2 separate regions of the Mus musculus genome follow, and region 1 is linked to region 2. A link is a loop called in an ENCODE intact Hi-C map of the cell type or tissue named here. Cell type or tissue: left cerebral cortex. All regions are shown on one strand. Links, peaks and the distances in the headings refer to the core of each region. The heading gives the core; the rest is flanking DNA.

The links. Peaks named below come from ENCODE experiments on the same cell type or tissue, not always from the same donor. Only the 100,000 strongest peaks of a DNase experiment are listed, where the experiment ranks them.
Region 1: it touches region 2 in a loop (2.2-fold over the local background); 2 of 42 quality-filtered maps call a loop at or near these places.

The regions. Positions count from the first base shown.
Region 1 is chr15:33,972,135-33,977,520 of GRCm38, reverse strand. No RefSeq gene overlaps it. Among named protein-coding and RNA genes, the nearest start is that of Gm41290, 63 kb to the left of the region's middle. In left cerebral cortex, for the core only: a CTCF peak has its summit at 2,218 (motif pointing right); a DNase peak (open chromatin) is centred at 2,236.
Region 2 is chr15:33,671,511-33,676,896 of GRCm38, reverse strand. No RefSeq gene overlaps it. Among named protein-coding and RNA genes, the nearest start is that of Tspyl5, 14 kb to the left of the region's middle. In left cerebral cortex, for the core only: a CTCF peak has its summit at 3,148 (motif pointing left); a DNase peak (open chromatin) is centred at 2,539.

The DNA.
Region 1 (5,386 bases), core at 293-5,292, 300 kb before region 2:
GAAGCAGCCATATTTGAAAGTGATATCTAATTGAGGGGCAGACAAAGTGGTGAATCAGAGAAAGATTTGAAAGAATGAGTCAGAGGTAGGATAGAGAGGCTACTTAAGAGTAGCACAAAGTGAGTCAGGATTGGAAGGCAGTTCAGGAGTGCAGTTGAGTTGACTTCATGCAGTTGGTGCAGTCAGTGCAATTTAGCTGGTGGAATTCAGAGGCAGTTTTTCCAAGCAGAGTAATTCAGTGAATAGCCGAGAGAAGCCAATTTGAATCACTCAGTTTGGAGAGGAGTTTTGAGCTAGAACAGCTGAGTTGAACTAGCCAGCCAGAGTTAAGAAAGAACCAGAAAGGGTGAGCTTATTCATCAGTAAGCCTCTGAGATGAGAATTACATCTGGCAAATAAAAGTTACTTTTACATCATAGGGCAATTACAGGAATTGGTTCTTTTCTTCTTCCATGTAGGTTCCAGGTAACAAACTCAAGCTGTTTGTCTTGGCAGCAAGTACTTAGACCTGATGAGCAATGTTACCAGCTTTGATACAAGCTTGATATCAGCTTGTGACAGTTGTTCTTGCCATGCTTGTATACTTGTGCACTGGAAGGTTGATGTTTAAACTAGCTGGTTTAAGCTGTACACAGTGCCACACATGTGTAATCCTAGTACTGAGGAGGTCAAAGTAGGGAAATGTCAAGTTCAAGGGTGGTCTTGGTGACACAACAAGATTGTGTCTCAAAAAACCAAGTAACTAACAAACCAAAAACCACACAAGGCTGGGGATGTGGCTTAGCTTGTAGAGTGCTTGCTCCATTCAGGAAGTCCTAAGTTCCATCCCTAATATCACATAAGTGGGTTATGCAGGCATGTCTGAGTCCCAATGCTTAGAAGATGGAGGCAAGATGATCAGAAGTTCAAGAAAATCACTGACTTGCATGGCAACCATCAAGTCATCCTGGGATATAAGGGACAGGGTGCATTATGTGCATCAGGGACATGGTTTTGCTTTCCTGAAGCCCAAGGCAATCTGAGTACCCAGAAACATTACCACTGTCACCACTGCCACCACTGCCATTGTCACCACCACTATCACTGGTACTACCTCCCATCTCCCTACCACTGCCAAAAACCAACAACGGCAAAGATTGATGATTTAAGAAGAAAATGAAGGTGGGTCTGGCGATGCAGATCTCTGATTGTAGAGGTGGTTCAGTTATTAAGAGCACTTGATGAGAAATGAAGATGAAAGCTCGGATTCCAGAATTCAGGCAATGAATCAAGTATGCCATCCACATGCATAACCCCAGTTCCGAGGCAAGCAGAGACAGGCGGATCAATTACTGGGGTTCACTGAGGAAACTTGAACCCAAGGTTCAGGGAGAGACCCTGTCTCAAAGGAACAAATGTAGAGTGATAGAGGAGGAAATATGATGACTTTTCTATCTTCCATTTGTGTGTGCTCATGTACACATAAACACACACAAATACACATGCAGGACACACACAGACACTCACACAGACAGACACAGACAGGCAGACACAGACAGACAGACACACACAGACACACAGACACACACACACACACACACAGACACACAGACAGACACACAGACACACACAGACACACACAGACACACACAGACACACACACACACACACAGACACACACACACACACACACACACACACTCCTCTATGGTAGAGGGGTATTTGGCAATACCCAGAGGTATGTTTGGCTGCCATCACTGAGGGGTAGAAGTCAGGGATGCATAGAGATATACTGTGCTACGTAGGACATCCCCACAGTCAAGTAGCACCTACTTGAAAGCCAGCAGTGTTGAGGTTGAGAATTTAGCCCCATTTGATTTATTTCTGACTTCAAACCCCTTACCTGACCCCAGTTACTCTGCAGTAGTTCACCCCTGATCCCCTGCACCTTACAAATCAAACAAAATCTTCCTTGCAAACTGTGGGCCCCAGCCTTTTCTCTTGTCTGGGTCACAGTCTAAAGTCCCAGCTGAGGACCTACAGAGCCAGAAGGGCAGTGAATGTGTAGATGTTTCCCTCTGATGTGGAGATGTGCAGAAAGAAGGTGAGAACAGGTTACAGCACATAACTAATGCTTTTAAGGCAGGAAGAATGATTTTACATTTGATTTTTAGACCTTTTAAAAATCATTTTGTCTTGGGAGGCAGGAAGGGCAAACCCTTGCGTTTGGTGACTTTTGAGTTGCCAGCAGAGGGCAGTTGATGCTTATCTGAAGGAAAAACTCAAGTTGCAGACCTCCAGGAAGCCAGAACAAAACCATCAGTGACCATCAGTGGCTGGGGCCTCTCCACTGCTGTCACAACACAGTCAGGCTAAGTTACAATTCTTTATCTCAGAAGATTAACTGGCTCCTTTTATGTCACAATAATTTGGAAACAATTTGAACAAATACAATTTTTTTCTCATTAAAAATAATGCATTTGAACTGAGTGCAGGATCCCTGGTGGAGGAGTTGGAGAAGGGACTGAAGGAGCTGAAGGGGTTTGCAGCCCCATGGAGGGGAGCAACAGGGTTAACTGACCAAATCCCCCTGAGCTTCCTGGGTCTGAACCACCAACCAAAAAGTACTAATGGAGGGACCTATGACTCCAGCCGCATGTGTGGCAGAGGATGGCCTTGCTGGATATCAGTGGGAGGCGTGGCCCTTGGGCCTGAGGGGCTTTGATGCTCTAGTGTAGAGGAATGCCAGGGCTGGAAAGCTGGAGTGGGTGAATGGAGGAGCGCCCCCATAGAGAGGCAGGTTGGGATAGGGGGTTTCCGGAGGGAAGACCTGGAATGGGGATAACATTTGAAATGTAAATTAAAAAAATCCAATAAAAGAAAAGAAATAATGCATGCCTATTAAAGAAAAAGTTCAAAGATACAAAACAGAAAAAGCACGTTAGGAGGAAAAAGTGTCTGAGTGATAGTGGCTGCCGACTATGGCTGCTGTTGGAGTCAGGTGCTCTTTTGGCTGCCACAGTTTTTGGTTTCTCAGATGTATTTGTAGCAAAGAGATAGGTATGCTTATTGCTTATGCAATAGCATGGTTGAACAGAAACATTAGCAGATACTATTCCAGAAAGACTTTAGCTTAGCCTAGCATTGAATGACTGTAGCATCCACTCAATGAAAGTTTGCTGTGTGAATTGAATGCACGATTATAAGAGGATATATCCACATGGTTGGCTTCTCACAGCAGGGTCCTTTGTCCTTTATTGTAATTGAGGGTGCTTCTGTAGTTTCCTGGCAGGATGTTTAGACATAAGAGCGGCTTAATGGTACTGACAGAACATGGCCAATGCCATCACTTGAGTAATGAGATTTGGTCCTTCCACATTATCTCCTGTCATTTTAGGATCATTGGTTCCTGAGCATCTGAGTGGGTTGATATGGGTACTACCACAGCAAGCACAGCTGTCTTTGGCTTGGATATATTTGCAGCCACTCTGGGATCTTTGGGAGGAAGTCAAACCTTCAGCTTCTTGACTATGCAACCTAAAAAAACTGCTGAGTGAGAATTACCAGCTAAGGTGTGCCTGAGTGTCCGGACCTTCCACATTGTCAGACATGTTTCCCTTTGCTCTAGTTTGGTAAGTTTTTGAGGTAACTTGTTTGTAGGAGCAGATGGATAAAACATCTATATGTTAAATTTTATCAATAAGACTTGTTGATTCTGCAGTTGAAGTATTTGCCAACTATTACTAATTTTTCTTTGCCTACACTGTTCTCGCCTTTAGACCTTTATCACCTCTTTTCCAGACGACTGCAGTAACTCCCTATTGATTTTCTTGCCTGTAATTAACTTGCTCCCTTACCTCTACTCCATTGTTTACATTTCCATTTATTACTGAAAAAAAAATTCAATGCTTCTAAGTCTCCTCTTGTCAGTCAGAATAGTCCGTAGTTTTATTGCAGCAATAAAACAACATGAAGGAATAAAACAACATGAAGGAATAAAACAACATGAAGGGTGGGTGGATGGGTTTTCAAAGAGGAACTAGGAAGGGGATAACATTTGAAATATAAATAAACAAAATAACCAATAAAAAATTAAAATAACAAACCAACCTGAAAATTAAAGTGACTAAGACAAACAAGGCCACTGTCACTCTGCAGAAGAGCTCTGGTCATGGAAGTCACTCACTCAAGATCTTAACATTCTTGGTCATTCACTAAAAGCTAATGAAACATAGCAGATCTCTCACTGGTTCTTAAATGTATATAGGTAGGTGACCAATGTCCTATTCACATTCAGATGACCCAAACAAGACACATGGTCACTTCTAACTTTAGAAGAACAAAGAATTCCATTGTGATTGAGAATTCCTGCTTTTTCAACACTGTCATCTGCCACTATTCTCTTCCTATCAAATGATCCTCAAATTTGAGTTGCCTGCCTTTCTAGAAGAACTCTACATTTTATTCCCTTTAATAATTTGTATATATTATGCTAGTGTATGTGTATGCATGTGCGTGTGTGTGTGTGCGTGTGTGTGTGCGTGTGTGTGTGTATGTCAGTGGAAGGGAGAGTTTTCATTCCCAATGCTTATTAAAAATTAGGATGTTAGGGTCTAGACAGCTCAGTGGGTAAGAGTACTGGTTGCTCTTCCAGAAGACCTGGTTTGATTTCTAACATTCATTTGATTCCCAGAGCCACACAGTGGCTCACAACAATCTGTAATTCCAGCTCTAGGGGATGACACTACATGCTCATAGTACAGAGAGAAACATGCAGGCCAAACACCCATACACACAATAAAACAATAATACAAAAATCAGGATGTTACTTGGGAATGGTAGCTTTTAAGCTGATAATCTCCCTAGTAATATTAGACTAATAAAAATTTAAAGGCAGAATCTGTGGGGTACTATGATATTCTTCTAAGTCAGAGTAAATTAAGAATGTTCTTGGTCTCATATTGATTATATATTGACTTGATAATATTTTGTGTTTATTTTGCCTCATAAAATACATTGTTTAAGTGAATCTAAATCTTACTAATCTTTTTTCTTCTTTCTTTCTTTCTTTCTTTCTTTCTTTCTTTCTTTCTTTCTTTCTTTCTTTCTTTCTTTCTTTCTTTCTTTCTGTTTGCCTGCCTTCCTGCCTTCCTTCCTTCCTTCCTTCCTTCCTTGCTTTCTTGCTTTCTTGTTTTCTCTCCCCATATAGTATCTTACTATGTAACCCTGGGTTGTCTAGGACTTGCTATATAGATCAGGCTGGGGCGTTATGTGATGAATTGTTTCTTAGGCTATAAATGGGCATCTTTGGCAAACACTTGTCTCTGAAGAGTTGGTGAGACTTGAGCTGAATCTCAGCTGTGCCTGTAGAGACGGCTCTATGGAGCCATTTGTGTGAAGAGCCTGA
Region 2 (5,386 bases), core at 253-5,252:
TACTGTCTGAAGTTAGCATATAAAGAGAAGGTTCTGATGTACAGCCATCCCCTGTATTTCTCTTTTCTGCCTGTTCTAATAGTTGAGTAAAATGTTGTAGATCAAAGAAAAGAGTGTGGGAATGAAGACTGAAGAACCTGCTCACTATATAGCAGGCTGAGTCTGTGTTAAAATGTACTGACTTATGTGACCCAAACAAACTCAGTTGGAAATAGGAAGGAACAGTGAATATGGAATCTCCATTGCTCACCTGATTGAGTCACAGACCTTGAGAATGGTTGACTGCTAAGTGTTTTCCAATGTGAGGTTTACTACCTTCAGTGTGAGCAATAACAGAAGCTGCAGAGTGTGACAGCTAAGAGTTGCACTCAAACAGGTCCCGGATTGTAGTAATCTAGCATGTAGTGCTTTGGCAAGATATGGTTTCTCTACCTATAACAGGGGAGTAAAACTCAGATAGAAGTTATTCAAAAATAACTCAAAGTTAATTTGAGTTAAGACTCAAATTAGTGTAGTAAAAGGATTAAGTTATTTATGTTGGGAAGTGAAAAGTCCAGGACAATGAATTCAGATTTGCTTGATCCCAGGGTGGGTGCTTTTTCCTCATGGCAGTGTGACTTACTTGGTGCTGTATGTCCACAACTCATACCCTATCAGCAACCTCAATAAAGAAAACAAAAAGCTTATTTTTCTCTGCCAATACATGCATGTGCACTTTTGTGCTCGTGCACACACACACACACACACACACACACACACACACACACACACACACACTGAGAGAGAGAGAGAGAGAGAGAGAGAGAGAGAGAGAGAGAGAGAGAGAGAGCGCTGAGGTTGACTCTTTTGTCTCATCAGGTCATTATAAACACTTGATCTAAGTTAAGGCCTGGATCACTGCCCATCCCCAAAGCCAAGAGTAGGGTCAACCCCACCCAAGCTCCAAGGACTGATAATAAGAAAGGGGTGAAATCTTTTATAAATAAAAATAAACCACCATTCTACTGCTAGAGGGAGCTGGAAGATGCTGCAGTGGCCCAAATAATAGCTTCCCACTGAACAGAAGCTGCCCTTGTTATTAAGGAAGTGGGTAAGGGTAGGACCAAAACCCTGTTATTTATAAAGGGTCTGGATAGGTCTCAAGCATCAGACACTGCCAACTCTTTCCTCTGCCTTTCCCCACAGAGTGACAGTCTTTGTGTTGTAGGAGTTTGGTTGCTACTTTCATAACCCACACAGTCTAATCTTTATTTAATTATTGTTTTTCTCTAAAGATTTTGTACTTTCCCTTATTATTTTATTCTGGTGTTTCCTTTGGGAACAGATAATCCACAAACTAGCTTCTGTGTGGTAATGTGATAATGAAAAACAGAAGAAATGAGGGAGTGGATTCCTCTTACATATGATAAGGACATCTTCAGGAGGCAAAGACACGGGGCCATGTGCCATGTGCTAGTGCCTGAGAACTTGAAAATAGGATCTTCCACATACTGTCACCTATCACCATTCATGGAAAATTGGTTCCTAAACAATAAGGACACCAAAACTGGAGGATGCTGAAGAAGTTCCTTATGTAAAATAAAGAGGAGTTTGCATGTCATCTGCACACACATTCCTGTGTTCTTTTAATCATTCCAAGATTACTTACCACATATACCAGTGTGAATGCTATGTAAACATTTGCCACACAGTGTTGTTTAGAGAATATTGACTAGAAAATGCCCATATACATTCAGTATAGACACTGTCACTGTTGACCTAACCACAATTGGTAGTTTGGATTTCTGGAGCCCTGCTCTGCACATCCCATATTTATGGCAGGCTGCCTGTCAGTACTTCAGAGTTTAGGAGTTTCTCACTACTCATTTCCCAGGCTCTTGTCTTTTACTCCACCCTCCTCATGGTTCCTACTCTTCCTGCATGTTTGTAGTTCCTCCTTCCCTTCTCTGCAGTATTATCCAAATTTGGCAGCTTATGTGTCAATGGGTACTCCTCATAACTGTAGATGTAGAGGGTTTATGTATGGATGATTACCTTCCAACACTGGACAGTGATGGTTAAAAGAGGGATGTAAGCCTGGTCATAGTAACATAAAAGTTTCCAAGGCTCAGAGATATGACTGAGGTCACCTCAGGATGTAGAGCAGGAAGTAATCGCCTTGAATTTATAATATCATGAAATGGGCTGCTGATGTGTATTCCCTCCAAACATGAGAACATGAGTTGCCGGGCAGTGGTGCTGCATGCCTTTAATCCTATCACTTGGGAGGCAGAGGCAGGTGGATTTCTGAGTTTGAGGACAGCCTGGTCTACAGAGTGAGTTCCAGGACAGCCAGGGCTACACAGAGAAACCCTGTCTCGAAAACCAAAAAAAAAAAAAAAAGAAAAAAAAAAAAGAAAAAAAAAGAGAACATGAGTCAGAATGGGGACATCTGTTTCTGTTTCACACTCCTCCTCTGAAAGACTCAGGGGTTATTTTGGAGGGGGAGTGAAAAGATCTTAAGGTGGTGGACATCCTCAGGGAAGCAGCCAGTTTTTGCCAGACATGGCAGGGCTGTTGTGCACATCAACTCATAGTGACATGCATGAGCTCTGCATTAGATCAAGCCAGCAAAAACTGTCAGCATAGATGAGGACAAGCCCATGAAGTCCCACCCCAGTATGGATGATGATGGGCTCGTGAATTCCCACCCCTACATGAGAAACTATTGGCTATTGATGCCTGGTGAGTGTGATTGAGTGTGTAAGGGGGGGGTGTGCAGTCAGTTTTCTTCACTGGTGTGGCCCTCTGAGGCTACCTGTGTTCTTGAAGAAGATGGTCTTACACCCATAGAAACACAGACGATCCTACATGGACTCTGTAAGTTTAAACAAAACAAAAACACATGGAGTTTGGAGGGGAGGTTAGTAAGGAGAATAGGAGAGGAATTGGAGGTAGAGGAGATGAAAAACAAATTTGAGCTAAACGCACAAATGTGTGGAATTCTTAAACAATATCAAAAATTTTAAAATAGAGCATAGGTCTGAGAAAAGAATGTGTTCTTGGTGGGTTGTACCTGCTTCCCTCTGGACCTGGTTGTGATGAAGGAAGACACAAGAGAATTAACAGAATTTTAAAGTGTAGAGATTGATCCATGGAATCTGATGCCATCTCCTGGTATCTGTGGGCACTGGTACTCTCATGTGCACATGCTGCTGTCCACCCCCCCCCAATATACATAATTAAGAATAAAAATCTTAAAAAGAATGAGAATTTTAGACAAATTGTTCTGAAATGTGGTTTGTTTTTACTTTTTGGTTTTTTGTTTTGTTTGTTTGTGTTTTTTTTTTTTTTTAAGTACAAGGCAGGAAGAACAGTGCCAGTAGCAGGACAAAGAAGAGGCAGGGTGACTTGGATTGGGTAGATAAGATTTCAAGAGGTGACCTTGAGCCAAATAAAGAAGACCCAAACATAGGAAGGAGTACTGAGGCCAGAGAGAGAAAATGGAAAAAAGAGGACTTTGATCCTAGGATGAGGATAAGTGTCGAAGGAAATATATAGTATGCTAAAAGGATAGCCTTTCCTATCCCAAGGTGGTGCCCTGGGGCCAGGGCAAGTTGTCGCAGACCTTTGAGCTCATCTATGACTAAGTGAAGCTCTGTACAGAGCCAGCTGCGGGAGGATGGTGCCCCAGGAAGATTGCAGAAGGAGAACGCTGGCTGAGGGGACGCTGGAAGCTTCAACAGACCTTACTTTGCTCTGAGAAGCAGAAGGTAGAGTTTATTGGAGAACCAGCTTCCTGGAAGGCTCCTTCAGGAGAAGGGAAACCAACCTTGCTGGTGGGGGAAACCAACCTTGCTGGTGGGGGAAACCAACCTTGCTGGTGGTTCGGACAGGGCAGAGTTCGTTCTGCTGCCTGCGCGGCATTCCTCCCCTAAGCTACATCCACTCGGAAAAATGATAGTGTCCAGTCTCCAGCCCAATTTACAAGAAGGGGTCAGTTCACTTGAGCTTCATTCTGATTTCCATAACACTGGAAGAAAGTGAAGGAGGGGATATCTCAATCAAAAAGAAAACCATTTAATCTGCCAGGGAACTTGCTTCGGTTATTTGTGAAGGATGTACACTGGGGAGTGGCTAGCCAGTGGAGATGCTCATCCCTGGACAATCAAGGAAAAGTGAACCAAAAGGGCTTCAGATGGAAGATTCTCCACCAAAAATTAACTCCTAATGCTTTGACTCCTTTTTAAGCACATGAATAAGGACTTCCTCATGGACACGTTGGCAACTCCTTACCCTGTGAATGATTAGGGCAGCACTAGTAGGTGCACCTGGGAGAGAGAGGCCTCCATTGCAGTGTGCAGTCTTGGCAGAGCTTGGTTTCTCCCTGTCTTCTGTTTGTGGGCCTCTGCACTTGCATAGTCCTTGCTTTGACTCCACTGTCCCAGGGCTCTTGTGGACCTCAAGCTGTACTACAGAGCAATTGTGATAAAAACTGCATGGTACTGGTACAGTGACAGACAGGTAGATCAATGGAGTAGAATTGAAGACCCAGAAATGAACCCACACATGTATGGTCACCTGATATTTGACAAGGGAGCTAAAACCATTCAGTGGAAAAAAGACAGCATTTTCAATAAAGGGTGTTCGCACAACTGACAGTTATCATGTAGAAGAATGAGAATTGATCCATTCTTATTTCCTTGTACAAAGCTCAAGTCTAAGTGGATCAAAGAACTCCACAGAAAATGAGACACTGAAATTTATAGAGGAGAAAGTGGGGGAAACCCTCAAAGATATGGGCACAGGGGAAAAATTCCTAAACAGAATAGCAATGGCTTGTGCTGTAAGATCAAGAATCAACAAATAGGATCTCATAAAATTGCAAAGCTTCTATAGGGCAAATGATACTGTCAATAAGACAAAAAGGCCACCAACAGATTGGGAAAGAATTTTTACCAATCCTAAATCTGATAGGGGACTAATATCTAATATATACAAAGAGCTCAAGAAGCTAGACTTCAAAAATTCAAATAACCCCATTAAAAATGGGGTACAGAGCTAAACAAAGAATTCTCAACTGAGGAATACTGAAGGGCTGAGAAGCACTTGAAAACATGTTCAACATCCTTAATCATCAGGGAAATGCAAATCAAAACAACCCTGAGATTCCACCTCACATCAGTCAGAATGGCTAGGATCAAAAATTCAGGTGACAGCAGATGCTGGCAAGGATGTGGAGAAAGAGGAACACTCCTTCATTGCTGGTGGGAGAACTGTCAACTCTTAGCTTAGATACTATGGAGGTAAAATCCTTTGGTGATGTGAGCGATGTAAGTACAATCTTATTACAATGAACTCCAATGTCCAAAAATTGTTCTTATTTTGGATTTGTACCACAGTAAGA